2 separate regions of the Homo sapiens genome follow, and region 2 is linked to region 1. Evidence: chromatin contacts called from ENCODE Hi-C data. All regions are on one chromosome and are shown on one strand. Each heading gives the region's core, a stretch centred on a gene start or an enhancer-like site at or near the end of the contact. The rest is flanking DNA. Distances are from core to core; before and after follow the strand shown. Region 1 has its middle 8.1 kb from the start of CREB5. Region 2 overlaps CPVL (carboxypeptidase vitellogenic like).

The links. Hi-C counts contacts between places; a loop is a spot of excess contacts on that map. Pooled maps may share reads with other maps.
Region 2: a loop to region 1 is called in a pooled map, with 2.6 times the contacts of the local background. The contact joins two enhancer-like sites. A Hi-C loop is called at or near these places in 2 of 168 maps with a recorded cell type or tissue (IMR-90 and chondrocyte) and 6 of 50 pooled maps.

What each region holds. Positions count from the first base shown.
Region 1 is chr7:28,401,497-28,407,303 of GRCh38, forward strand. It overlaps a transcript of CREB5 not described here. Among named protein-coding and RNA genes, the nearest start is that of CREB5, 8.1 kb to the right of the region's middle. Within about 2 kb of position 4,340, at least 2 of the 41 ENCODE cell types and tissues checked have a DNase peak (open chromatin) inside an H3K27ac peak, as active enhancers do.
Region 2 is chr7:29,096,262-29,102,502 of GRCh38, forward strand. All of the region lies in intron 3 of CPVL (carboxypeptidase vitellogenic like), which reads right to left. Among named protein-coding and RNA genes, the nearest start is that of CPVL-AS1, 19 kb to the left of the region's middle. Within about 2 kb of position 4,255, at least 3 of the 41 ENCODE cell types and tissues checked have a DNase peak (open chromatin) inside an H3K27ac peak, as active enhancers do.

The DNA of each region.
Region 1 (5,807 bases), core at 3,090-5,589:
TTGGTGTGCTGCACCCATTAACTCGTCATTTACATTAGGTATATCTCCTAATGCTATCCCTCTCCCCTTTCCCCAACCACGACAGGCCCCGGTGTGTGATGTTCCCCATCCTGTGTCCAAGTGTTCTCATTGTTCAATTCCCACCTATGAGTGAGAACATGCGGTGTTTGGTTTTCTGTCCTTGCGATAGTTTGCTGAGAATGATGGTTTCCAGCTTCATCCATGTTCCTACAAAGGACATGAACTCATCCTTTTTTATGGCTGCATAGTATTCCATGGTGTATAGTGCCACATTTTGTTAATCCAGTCTATCATTGATGGACATTTGGGTTGGTTCCAAGTCTTTGCTATTGTGAATAGTGCCACAATAAACATACATGTGCTTGTGTCTTTATAGCAGCATGATTTATAATCCTTTTGGTATATACCCAGTAATGGGATGGCTGGGTCAAATGGTATTTCTAGTTCTAGATCCCTGAGGAATCACCACACTGTCTTCCACAATGGTTGAACTAGTTTACAGTCCCACCAACAGTGTAAAAGTGTTCCTATTTCTCCACATCCTCTCCAGCACCTGTTGTTTCCTGACTTTTTAATGATCACCATTCCAACTGGTGTGAGATGGTATCTCATTGTGGTTTTGATTTGCATTTCTCTGATGGCCAGTGATGATGAGCATTTTTTAATGTGTCTGTTGGCTGCATAAATGTCTTCTTTTGAGTAGTGTGTGTTCATATCCTTCACCCACTTTTTGATGGGGTTCTTTGATTTTTTTCTTGTAAATTTGTTTACGTTCTTTGTAGATTCTGGATATTAACCCTCTACTTGAAAGTTCATGTGGAACCAAAAAAGAGCCCGCATTGCCAAGACAATCTTAAGCCAAAGGAACAAAGCTGGAGGCATCACGCTACCTGACTTCAAGCTGTATACTACAAGGCTACAGTAACCAAAACAGCATGGTACTGGTGCCAAAACAGAGATATAGACAAATGGAACAGAACAGAGCCCTCAGAAATAATACCACACATCTACAACCATCTGATCTTTGACAAACCTGACAAAAACAAGCAATGGGGAAAGGATTCCTTATTTAATAAATGGTGCTGGGAAAACTGGCTGGCCATATGTAGAAAGCTGAAACTGGATCCTTTCCTTACACCTCATACAAAAATTAATTCAAGATGGATTAAAGACTTAAATGTTAGGCCTAAAACCATAAAAACCCTAGAAGAAAACCTAGGCAATACCATTCAGGACATAGGCATGGGCAAGGACTTCATGACTAAAACACCAAAAGCAATGGCAACAAAAGCCAAAATTGACAAATGCGATCTAATTAAACTAAAGAGCTTCTGCACAGCAAAAGAAACTACCATCAGAGTGTATAGGCAATCTACAGCATGGGAGAAAATTTTTACAGTCTAGTTGTCTCTTGTTAAACAACATTTCAAAGTTGATACGCACCTGCACCTCCAATCCAAGAGCATGGCATTTTTGAGTTACACCTGTTAGGATTTCAAGATGTGATTCTGAAAACTAAATCATACTAGGGTTAATAATTATACAACCACTGGTGTAAAAATGCATTTGTATGTCAAGACTGGAAGGGTAAAGTGTGATGGCTTCAACTAGAACATCAGCTTGTATAAAATTGCTCTGTTGCCCACAGACTCAGTGCAGATTTGTTAACCTAAAGGTACCATCTCCTTCAAATACAGCTGGCTTATGCTAAGACTCAAAAACTGGACTCAGGGCCAGTTGGATTGATTCCTCCATCTAACCCACAGAACTTCAATATTACATCTTATATGCAATTTTATGTAACTAATATTTATTGAGCACATTCTAAATGCCAGGCACAGGGCTAAGCACTTGACATGAATTATTTTATTAAATTCTCCCCAAAACCTTACAGGGCATAATAATATCTAAGACTATTTTTTCAGTAACTACTAGTGTCAGACATTGTTTTAAGCATGTTACATATATTAACTCACTGAATCCTTGCAGTATCCTAGGAGATAGATGCTGATATTATCTCCATTTTGTAGATGAAGAATCTGAACTTCAGAGAGGTAAAAAAAAATTGGCCCTGATCACACACCTAGTAAGTGACAAGGCTACGGCTGTCAAATCTCTTGCTGTCTGCTGCCTTTCCTCTCAGCATGTGAGCATGGAGCTGGGGGTCTGGTGGATCCTGTCAATCATATGTCTGTGGGCAGCACCTGACACATAATTTTTGAATCCAGTGCTAACTGAAAATGCAGGGCCTCTTGTTTAAAAGGCAAGGGAAAAGTGCCACCGAAGATAATAAATAGAAAGTTTTTTCTCTCTTGCAAAGTCAGTCTCTTGACTTGTCATGGTATGTTTTATTTGCTATTTAATGTCACTTTAAATAGCAAAAAATTAAAATGTTACATTATTAGCATTAATTTTACTGTTCATCTTTACATCCTGCACTGCTAGTTTTAAATGTAAATATAAGATCACTTAACTTGTATGTGAAATCACTCAAATCCCATAATTTGTATGTCATGGCCCGTACATACATATGTATTTTGTTCTTACCAGAACGTGGATACACTGTACAAAACAAGCTCAACCACCTTTATTTCACTTCTTGATGTGCACACGTTCTGCCAACTCTCTGCTTTCTGTTTACTTGTGATGAGGAAAGATGGAAAAGAAAAAGAACTATGGGCCGCCCTATCTTTCTCTTGCCTTCTATGTCATCATTTTCAGTGTATGTGGTTGCCTAACACAGGGGCCTAATGCAGGTAAGATAGGGTTCTTGGTTGTTTATGTTTCTTGGGATGCCATTGGTTTTTTTTGCATCCCAAGAAAGTTCTGGTTTGAAAGGAAAGCGTGACCTCTCAGGGCTGTCAGCCTCACCTCTCCTCTCCCATCCCACTCAGTCAGAGAGATCATGAATTTACCTTGTATTTGATTTGAGTCTTGCTGGATTTCCATGCACCTTGGGTCCACTGGAATTTGGTGCTCCTGAGGCATCATGAGCAAGAAACAGCAGACATGCCGTGATCACCAACCTCCTCATGCACATGCTCCACCAGGCTTCTTTTATAAAGCATAAGTTCAAAGATAAAATTATTAAGAATTTCAAGATGGTGACAGTGAGCCTTAAACCAAATATGGGACCATTCTGAGCATGAGATGAGGCCCTGTGTGACCAGGTATCACAGGCCATGAAGCCAGTCCTGTCTGTCTGGAATGGCTTTTGATTAACCAGGCACAGAGTTTGCATGGAGGCTGGTGGCTTTTCCTACTCACTGCCAATCTCTGGCTTGTTCTCAACTTTCCTGATTCTTGCATCCTCAAACCAACTTGTGCTCAGGACTACCAAAGTATGGGGTGCCTTCAGGCAGGCACTGGGACAGGCAACAGCAATGTGGGTTCTTTTCTCATCTCTGCCATGCCCCAGCTGTGCAATTCTGGGTAAGTTACTCAGCCTTTCTAAGAGTAAGGTTCCAGCTGCCTCACAGAGTTGTGAAGATTAACAGAGAAAATGCACATAAATCCCTTAGCTCAAGGGTTGGCACAGAGCAAATGCTTGGTAAATGTTAGTTAACAGTGTTGTGGTTTTCACAGTTTTGGATGCATTTTGCAGTTTCATTTATTTGGAAATCTTTATCCCTTCAAATAAGGTAATGAAGAAACCTGGTGAAGACCCATTTTAGAAGGGATGGAAACTTCCCAATGGGACGATAGCTAGATGTTTAACCACAAAATGGGCTTCAGCAGCATCCCTTTCCCCATCACTGTTAATTTAGTTAAGAAAAGCCTAAAATAAAATTTTGGAAGTGGGAAAAGGTCACTCTGAGTGATGTGGGCAGAAGGGATGAGGAGAAGCCTTCTCTAGGGATATGTTCATCTTTTTGGGAAGCTGCTAGAGGATTGGTCTCTTTTCCTTTTTTTGAAACAGGGTCTCACTCTATCATCCATGCTGGAGTGCTGTGGCGCAGTCACTGCTCATCGCAGCCTTGATCCTCCTGGGTTCAAACAATCCTTCCATCTCAGCCTCCTGAGTAGCTGAGACCACAGGTGCACACCACCATGCCTGGCTAATTTTTAAAAACTTTTTGTAGAGACGCTCAGGCTGTCTATGTTGCCCAAGCTGGTCTCGAACTCCCAGGCTCAAGTTATCCTCCCGTCTCAGCCTCCCAAAGAGCTGTGGTTACAGGTGTGAGCCACTGCGCCTGGCCTTGATCTCAAGCATATGAACTTTGGGTCATATTTTTGAGTGTCTCAGGCTGACCTCTTTTCTTCTCCGTCATCAGCTTCCTCCTGGATCCCTGCCCATCTATGAATTCATTAAACTAGAGTCACTCAAAGGATGTGTGTGTGGTGGTGGTAGGTGGGGAGTTCCCCAGACGCTTGCATCAGAATCACAAATGCAGAATCCTGGACCCAATGCCAAACCTTGGAACTAAAATCCCTGGGGACGTCTGACTCAAGAAACTGACTTTAATAAGTTGCCTGGGTGTTTTTTGCTTACTCCACTAAGTTTGAGAAGTTCTTTGGGAGCCTAGGAGCTGGGAAGAAAGAGACCATTTTTTGTTTTCTGACTTCAGCACTGGGCAGATCTGCTAATGTTTGCCGAATGTTGGAGAAATGACTGAACCCAAAGTACAGAGCTAAAGAATTTCTTCCCATCTGAGGCCTCTTGGGATGGTTTTATTCAGGCCTGATTAAGCACTAGTAAGGCTGTAAATGTCTTAAAATACTAAAATTCTTCCATGGGAGTTGGTAAATACCTAGTGCTTCCCCACTGGCCCAGCTGCCTAGTCCTCTCCCTTCCACTGCCCAGGATCCAGCAACTAAAGGTCTCCCAGGGGTCTCATCTATTCTCATTGGTCACTGCAGGTGCCAGTCAGCTCTGCATAGGTCCAACCTCTCTGCCACCGCCAATGGTACCTCGGGGGTTGGCTGTGTCCAGCCTATACTCCTGTTCTGTGGAGGGAAATGGGATGAGCATCGGGAGAATCTTGGGTGGGTGGTACCCCAGCCAGTTTACCTTGGTTCTGGTGTAAGCGCCCCTGTCTCCACACGTCTGACAGGCCACAATGGATGGAGTCCTGGTGGGTGAGAGGGCATTCCTAGTGGTGGTGCTGGCACCCCAGGGGGCAAATGCCCCAGGCCATGGCCACCGCCAGTGGAGGCACCCTTAGAGATGCTCTTGCATAGCTGCTCTCAGCAACTGCAGCCTCCATGAAACTCTGGCTCTGAGAAATCCTGGGAGAGACTGAGTGAGCATGAGGCAGAAATGTGAGTCCACAAACACAGGGGCTCTGCCAGCGCATTTGACAGATGAGAGGGCTGCTTGGTCCAGATGACACATGCAGAAGGCAATGTGGGGCTGGGGGAATTATGGGGTAAAGGTTCCCTTTTCATTTATTTAGTTAAGTTTGTAAAAAAAAAAAAATCACCAAATGCCCACCTATCACAGCATTAGCCAAAATACCTTTATTAATAAAAAGAGAGTGAGTGCTTCCATAGTACTTGCCCTGTGCCAAACACAATTCTTTTTTTTCTTTTTTCCTTTTATTTTTTTTGAGACAGAGTTTCGCTCTTGTCACCCAGGTTGGAGTGCAATGGTGTGATCTCAGCTCACTGCAACCTCCGCCTCCCAGATTCAAGCGATTCTCCTGCCTCAGCCTCTCGAGTAGCTGAGATTACAGGCACCCACCACCACACCCAGCTAATTTTTGTATTTTCAGTAGAGACGGGCGTTTCACCATGTTGGTCAGGCTGGTCTCGAACTCCTGACCTCAGGTGATCCACCTGCCTCG
Region 2 (6,241 bases), core at 3,005-5,504, 690 kb after region 1:
AAGGCTACAGAACACACACAAGCAAACTTACCCAAATCCTCTCTGTGTTACAGGGCTGTGACTAAATCCTACAAAACCTCCCCAGACCTCAGTAACCACTCTCCACTATGAGCAAAGTACTGATCATCTTTGGTTCTTTGAATGAGGCTGTGCCTCATATGCTGGTGTCTTCTTATCATGCAGTCAAGTCTTTTCCCAACAAGAGACAGAAAGCTCCTTAAATGTAGATGCTTGGCTTGTGCATGCTGCCAGACATCTAGCATACTGCCTGGGGCATGGTTATATATTTTTAGCTGTTTAAACTAAAATTTGGGACTCTTCCATTTAACACACATATTCCCAACAGAGGCACAACAAAGAATCCATTCTCAGTGACACCTTCCCTTCTGCACTGAGAGCCCAAACGCCTTTCTGATTTTACTCACTAAGAACGTGTTCACAGCTGGTCGCGGTGGCTCACGCCTGTAATCCCAGCACTTTGGGAGGCCGAGGCAGGCAGATCACCTGGGGTCAGGAGTTCAAGACCAGCCTGGCCAACATAGTGAAACCCTGTCTCTACTAAAAATACAAAAAGTTAGCCAGGCGTGGTGGCACATGCCTGTAATCCGAGCTACTTGGGAGGCAGAGACAGGAGACTCGCTCAAACCCTGGAGACGGAGGTTGCAGTGAGCCAAGATTGCACCACTGCACTCCAGCCTGGGTGACAGAGCGAGACTCTGTCTCAAAAAAAAAAAAAAAAAAAAAAAAAGAATGTGTCCATAGGGACCAGGACAACTTCATTCAACATGGTGGAAAAATGAGGAGGAGCAGACAGCCCCAGGGGCCTTTAGCCAACGCAAATAACAACGACAAAACCCTGAACAAGGTACAGATTTATTTAGGAGATGTGGGAGACATAAACTAGAAAAGGGTATTGGCAGGGCGGTGATGTTGAAAATGAGCTACTGGCCGTAGTGTCAATACCATCACCTTCAATGACAGAGACCTTTTCAACTATTTCATTCAATGTGTATTTATTGAGCACCCATTATGGGCCAGGCATAGCGCCGGGAGCTAAGTACACAGAACACTGAGTGAAGAAGAAAACGCATGTCCTCTTGGAACTTAGAATTGCATGGGCAATATAGGCAGTAAGTAAGAAATAAAGACAAGGCTGGGAGCGGTGACTCATGCCTGTAATCCCAGCACTTTGGGAGGCCAAGGCGGGTGGATCACCTTAGTTCGGGAGTTCAAGACTAGCCTGACCAACATGGCAAAACCCCATCTCCACTAAAAATACAAAAAATTAGCTGGGCGTGATGGCGGGTACCTGTAATCCCAGCTACTTGGGAGGCTGAGGCAGAAGAATCCCTTGAACCAGGGAGGCAGAGGTTGCAGTGAGCTGAGATAGCACCACTGTACTCAAGCCTGGGCAACAAGAGTGAAACTCTGTCTCAAATAAATAAATAATTAAAGACAATGATTGGAGAGTGTGAAAAGGAAATATGGGTGATTTAAGAGTCATTGGAGGCTGAAAAGGAGAAGGTGATTAGCGAAGGCTTCAATGAGGTCTGAGCGCTGCCCTGAGCCCTGAAAGCTGAGAAGGATCCAGCCAGGAGCAGAGCCAGACAGCAGAGCTGTGCACAAGGGAAATGACAAGGGAAACCCTCTCACCAGAACAGACTTAGAAAGGGAGGAAGGCACAGTCGCCAGGCGAATCCCCCAGAACCACCTGAAAAAGCTCTACTTGGCTCCCCTGCTTGGCTTCTAGCAGGACCTAACAGTGGGCCCTTGCATGATGGCATGGCTCGTTGGATGGTTAGTCAGCAAGGATCCCCTGGCTTCAGCCCAGAATAAAATCCCACCACCTCTGACTTGGCCTGGCTATACAGACAAATCAAGGTGTTGTTGGAAGGTCTGAGTGGATGCGTTCCATTGACCTGGATGGCGGGAGAAGGCTGAGGCAGAAGGCAAGACTGACTCAAGAGAAGGTGACTGGGATGCCACCGCCAAGACCTGCAGGAAGAGCTGAGCAGAGTTCTAACCATGGCCACAGAGGGCACAGAGGAACTTTCCCAGTCACCAAGAGCCTGATAGAGTCCTTCACGGCTTTGGAAAGGGGCCCAGGGGGACCTGCTACAAGATAGGTGCTGGGAAGAATGGCCATGAGCTGGGGCACACCCCTCCTATGAGGCGCCACCTCTCGGGCTCATTCTTGAGTGTTAACAAATTAAGCAACATAATTAAAGCCCTTCGAACAATGCCTAATGTATGATAAAAGCACAATAAATATAAATGATTATTATGACTAAGGAAACAGGTAGAAATGGTAGAAGCCAAGAGTCCGACTGAGGCCTCTGATGAGCAGCCTGAAGCTCCAGGGGTCAGCGCGGTATTATATAACAAATAAGCATGGAAGCTCTTGCCCCAAACTGTTTGAATTCAAATCTAGGCTTTACTACCCACCAGTGTGTAACTTTTGGCAAGTTGCCTAAGCTCTCTGGATCTCAGTTTCCCCACCTATAAAAATGGGATCAATAGGCCAGGCACGGTGGCTCGTGCCTGTAATCCCAGCACTTTGGGAGGTCGAGGCGGGCGGATCACCAGAGGTCAAGAGTTCGAGACCAGCCTGACCAACATGGAGAAACCCCATCTCTACTAAAAATACAAAAAAATTAGCTGGGCCTAGTGGCACGTGTCTGTAATACCAGCTACTTGGGAGGCTAAGGCAGGAGAATCGCTTGAACCCAGGAGGCGGTCATTGCGGTGAGCCAAGATTGCGCCATTGCACTCCAGCCTGGGCAACAAGAGTGAAACTCCGTCTCAAAAAAATAATAATAATAATAAATAAAATAAAAATTGAAAAAAGATCAATAATAGTAGCTACACTGTATGCTTGCTGGGAGGATTAAATGAATTCCTTTTCATAAACCTCAGCTGTATAGTATGTGTTCTCCAAATATTAGCTATTGCTATAATAGATAATCACGAGGAATTTGTAGATGGCTTGAACACAATCTATCTGTAAATGACAGAATAGGAAAGTGGGCTGTGTGGTGGTTTTATTCTCGCTCCTGTAGCCCACAACTTCCCTGATCAGTTTTACTAGTTATTCCCCCTGCCTCAAGTGTTCAAATGTCTATGAACAAGTCAACAGAATGAGGGTTTTGTTTTATAAGTCAAAGCAGAGGCTGGGTATGGTGGCGCATGCCTATGATCCCAGCACTTTGGGAGGCCGAGGCAGCAAGATCACCTGAGGTCAGGAGTTCGAGACCAGCCTGGCCAATATGGTGAAACCGCATCTCTACTAAAAATACAAAAATTAGCTGGGCATGGTGGCAGATGCCTGTAATCCTAGCTACTTTAGAGGCTGAGGCAGGAGAATCACCTGAACCTGGGAGGCAGAGGTTGCAGTGAGCCGAGATCATGCCACTACACTTCAGCCTGGGCAACAGAACAAGATTCTGTCTCAAATAATAATAATAATAAGTCAAAGCAGAAAAAATGAAAATCAATGACAGCCTTTTTAAGCTGCTGCTTGGAAGCAGAGTGAGCCGTGGAATTGGGAGCCAGACAGGCTGTGGTTCCAGTTGGCCACATAACAGCTGTGCCATCCTGGCCCTCAGTTTCCTCGTCTGTCAAATGACCATAATGCCTGCCTCACAGGATTGCCTGAAGGCTCTGAGGAGCAAATGTACATGAAATGATGCTGTAAACTCCAATGTGCTGAATAAAAATAACCAGCTCTGCCCCAACCTGCCTGTGGAGCTGTGTTTTGTTTAAATAAGTGATTTTTATCTCCTCTCAGATCCACTCACCAGTACTGCCTTCCACTTGTATTCACTCAGCAGTAGGAGCAAATTACACATATGAGAGGTAGAAAAACAATGGGATCTGGGTGGAAGGTAGCCCCTGCTCTTCCCAGCCTCCCAGGGAGTGTGAGATGCTGCGAGTCCAACTGATTCCAGCGGATATCCAGCCCCACTTCCTTCCTAAACTACATGTGAACTCCCAGAAGCTGCAATGTGCTCATTAAAACATTTTGGAGAGCTTTTCTCTTTTGGAGAGTAGTATTTTTATACTACTGCCTAGGCCCAAATCCCAGAGATTCCAATTCCATTGGTCTGTGGGGAGGAGGCCTCATCAGTCTTTCTCAAAAGCTCCCAGGTGGTTCTAATGTGCAGGCGGCGCCAAGGGTCTGAAGGTGGATGGAGAGTTTGCCCTCTAAATATCTCAGGCCTCTGGTCTCCAGCCTGTCCTCCCCTATCCTCCACCCTATCCTCCCTTGGCCTTCCATGTCCCTTCCTGTGACCTGGCACAATGAACCGGACCTCTGGACTCAGAAAAATAGCCTGACCCTGAGAGCCCACACTACAAAGTCAAGTCAAACACCTCAGTGCCAAATATCTTTATTATGCAACTTTGAAGCACAGGACACTGCATTCTTGGAATGCTTAAATAACAAGATCTGTGTACACACCTCCAGCCTCAGCTGACCTTGCTCCTGATTTACTTTCCTGGAGGAGGTGAATGAGGCTCAATAACCCTGGAAGAAGCCTGTTTTTAAAGAAAAGCCCACACATACATCTTTCTACTTTGATGGGCCAACCAACCTGTGAACTAATGTCACCCTTATCTGTAATAAAACATAAAAGTCAGATCTGGAAAATAAAAGTATATGTGTTCAATGCCAAAACCCCAAGAGTCAGTTGTGTCACAGCATGCAGACTTTTGTAATATAATATGGCATCAAATGTCATGATATGCAGTATAATATTAATTATGTCCACAGTAATGGCATGAGGTTATTATGTGACAATCCTTAGGGTGATATATTCAGCTGTCAATTGTGAGAATGCAGCCTTTAGCCAACTCTCAACTTTGGAAAGAATAAAAGACTTCCTGAACAAAACCACATTGCAATACTTAAGACCGAATGAAGAAATGACCACTTTAGTTCATTTACAGCATTACAAAATTCAGGAATTTAAAAACATTTACCATATTGAAGTTGTAATTCAAGAGTGTATGAAGCAAGACAATTAATGCATTTATTTTTTTCAAAAGCTTTAAAATGTGGCTGGGCGCGGTGGCTCATGCCTATAATCCCAGCACTTTGGGAGGCTGAGGCGGGTGGATCACGAGGTCAGGAGATCGAAACCATCCTTGCTAACACGGTGAAACCCCGTCTCTAAATACAAAAAATTAGCTGGGCGTGGTGGCGGGCGCCTGTAGTCCCAGTTACTTGGGAGGCTGAGGCAGAAGAATGGCGTGAACCCGGGAGGCGGAGCTTGCAGTGAGCCAAAATAGCGCCACTGCACTCCAGCCTGGGCGACAGAGCGAGACTCCGTCTCAAAACAAAAAAAGCTTTAAAATTTTTCTTAAAACTTTTTCTATTATAAAAACAGTACTTATTCTTAACTAAAGGTTTTTTTTTTTCTTCAGTGAAGGTATTTTTAACAGCCCCTCTTCCCCGACAAATTCTACTTCCTAGAGATGATCATGGAGATGCTTATGTTTACCCTTCCAGATTTTTCTCTATGGTCCTCCTCTACACATACACATATAGACATATCCTATAGCTATTATATATGCAATATACATACACACGTTTTTTTTCCAAAAATAGAACCAGGCTATACTCTATATATGCTTATTCACTTAACAATATGTTGTGAAGATCTCTTTATATCAATACATATCATTATTTTGCTCAACAGTATGCACTCTACGAATTTACCACAATGTATTAATTCATTTAACATACAACGCCAACTACTCACAGGGATTGTCTAAGGCTGTGGATGCAGACCAACTCCTACCCATGAGCAGGCAGAATACTTTATAGTTACGAGCATGGATTCTGGAGCCAGAATGCCAAGGTTTGAATTCCAGCTATGCTATTTTGTAGCTCTGTGACCTTGGGCAAGTTACTTAACTCCTCTGTGTTTCAGCGTCCTCTGATTGAAAATATGGATACTATTAATGTCTGTCTCCTAAGGTTTTCATGCAGTTTTAGAGTCGATATATGCACAGCACTGAGAACAGTGCCTGGCACATCTATTTAAGTGTCAGCTCTGATGATTTTTCTGCTGGTGTGGGAAGACAGTAAACAAGCAACTAAATAAATGAGTGATATGAAAGAGGAATGGAGAGACACTAGATTAAGTACTTAAAGAAGGCCTCTGGTGGTAGGGTAACATTTGAGCTGAGATCTAAAATATGAGTAATTCCCTCATACTACATATTTAAGAAGAAAATA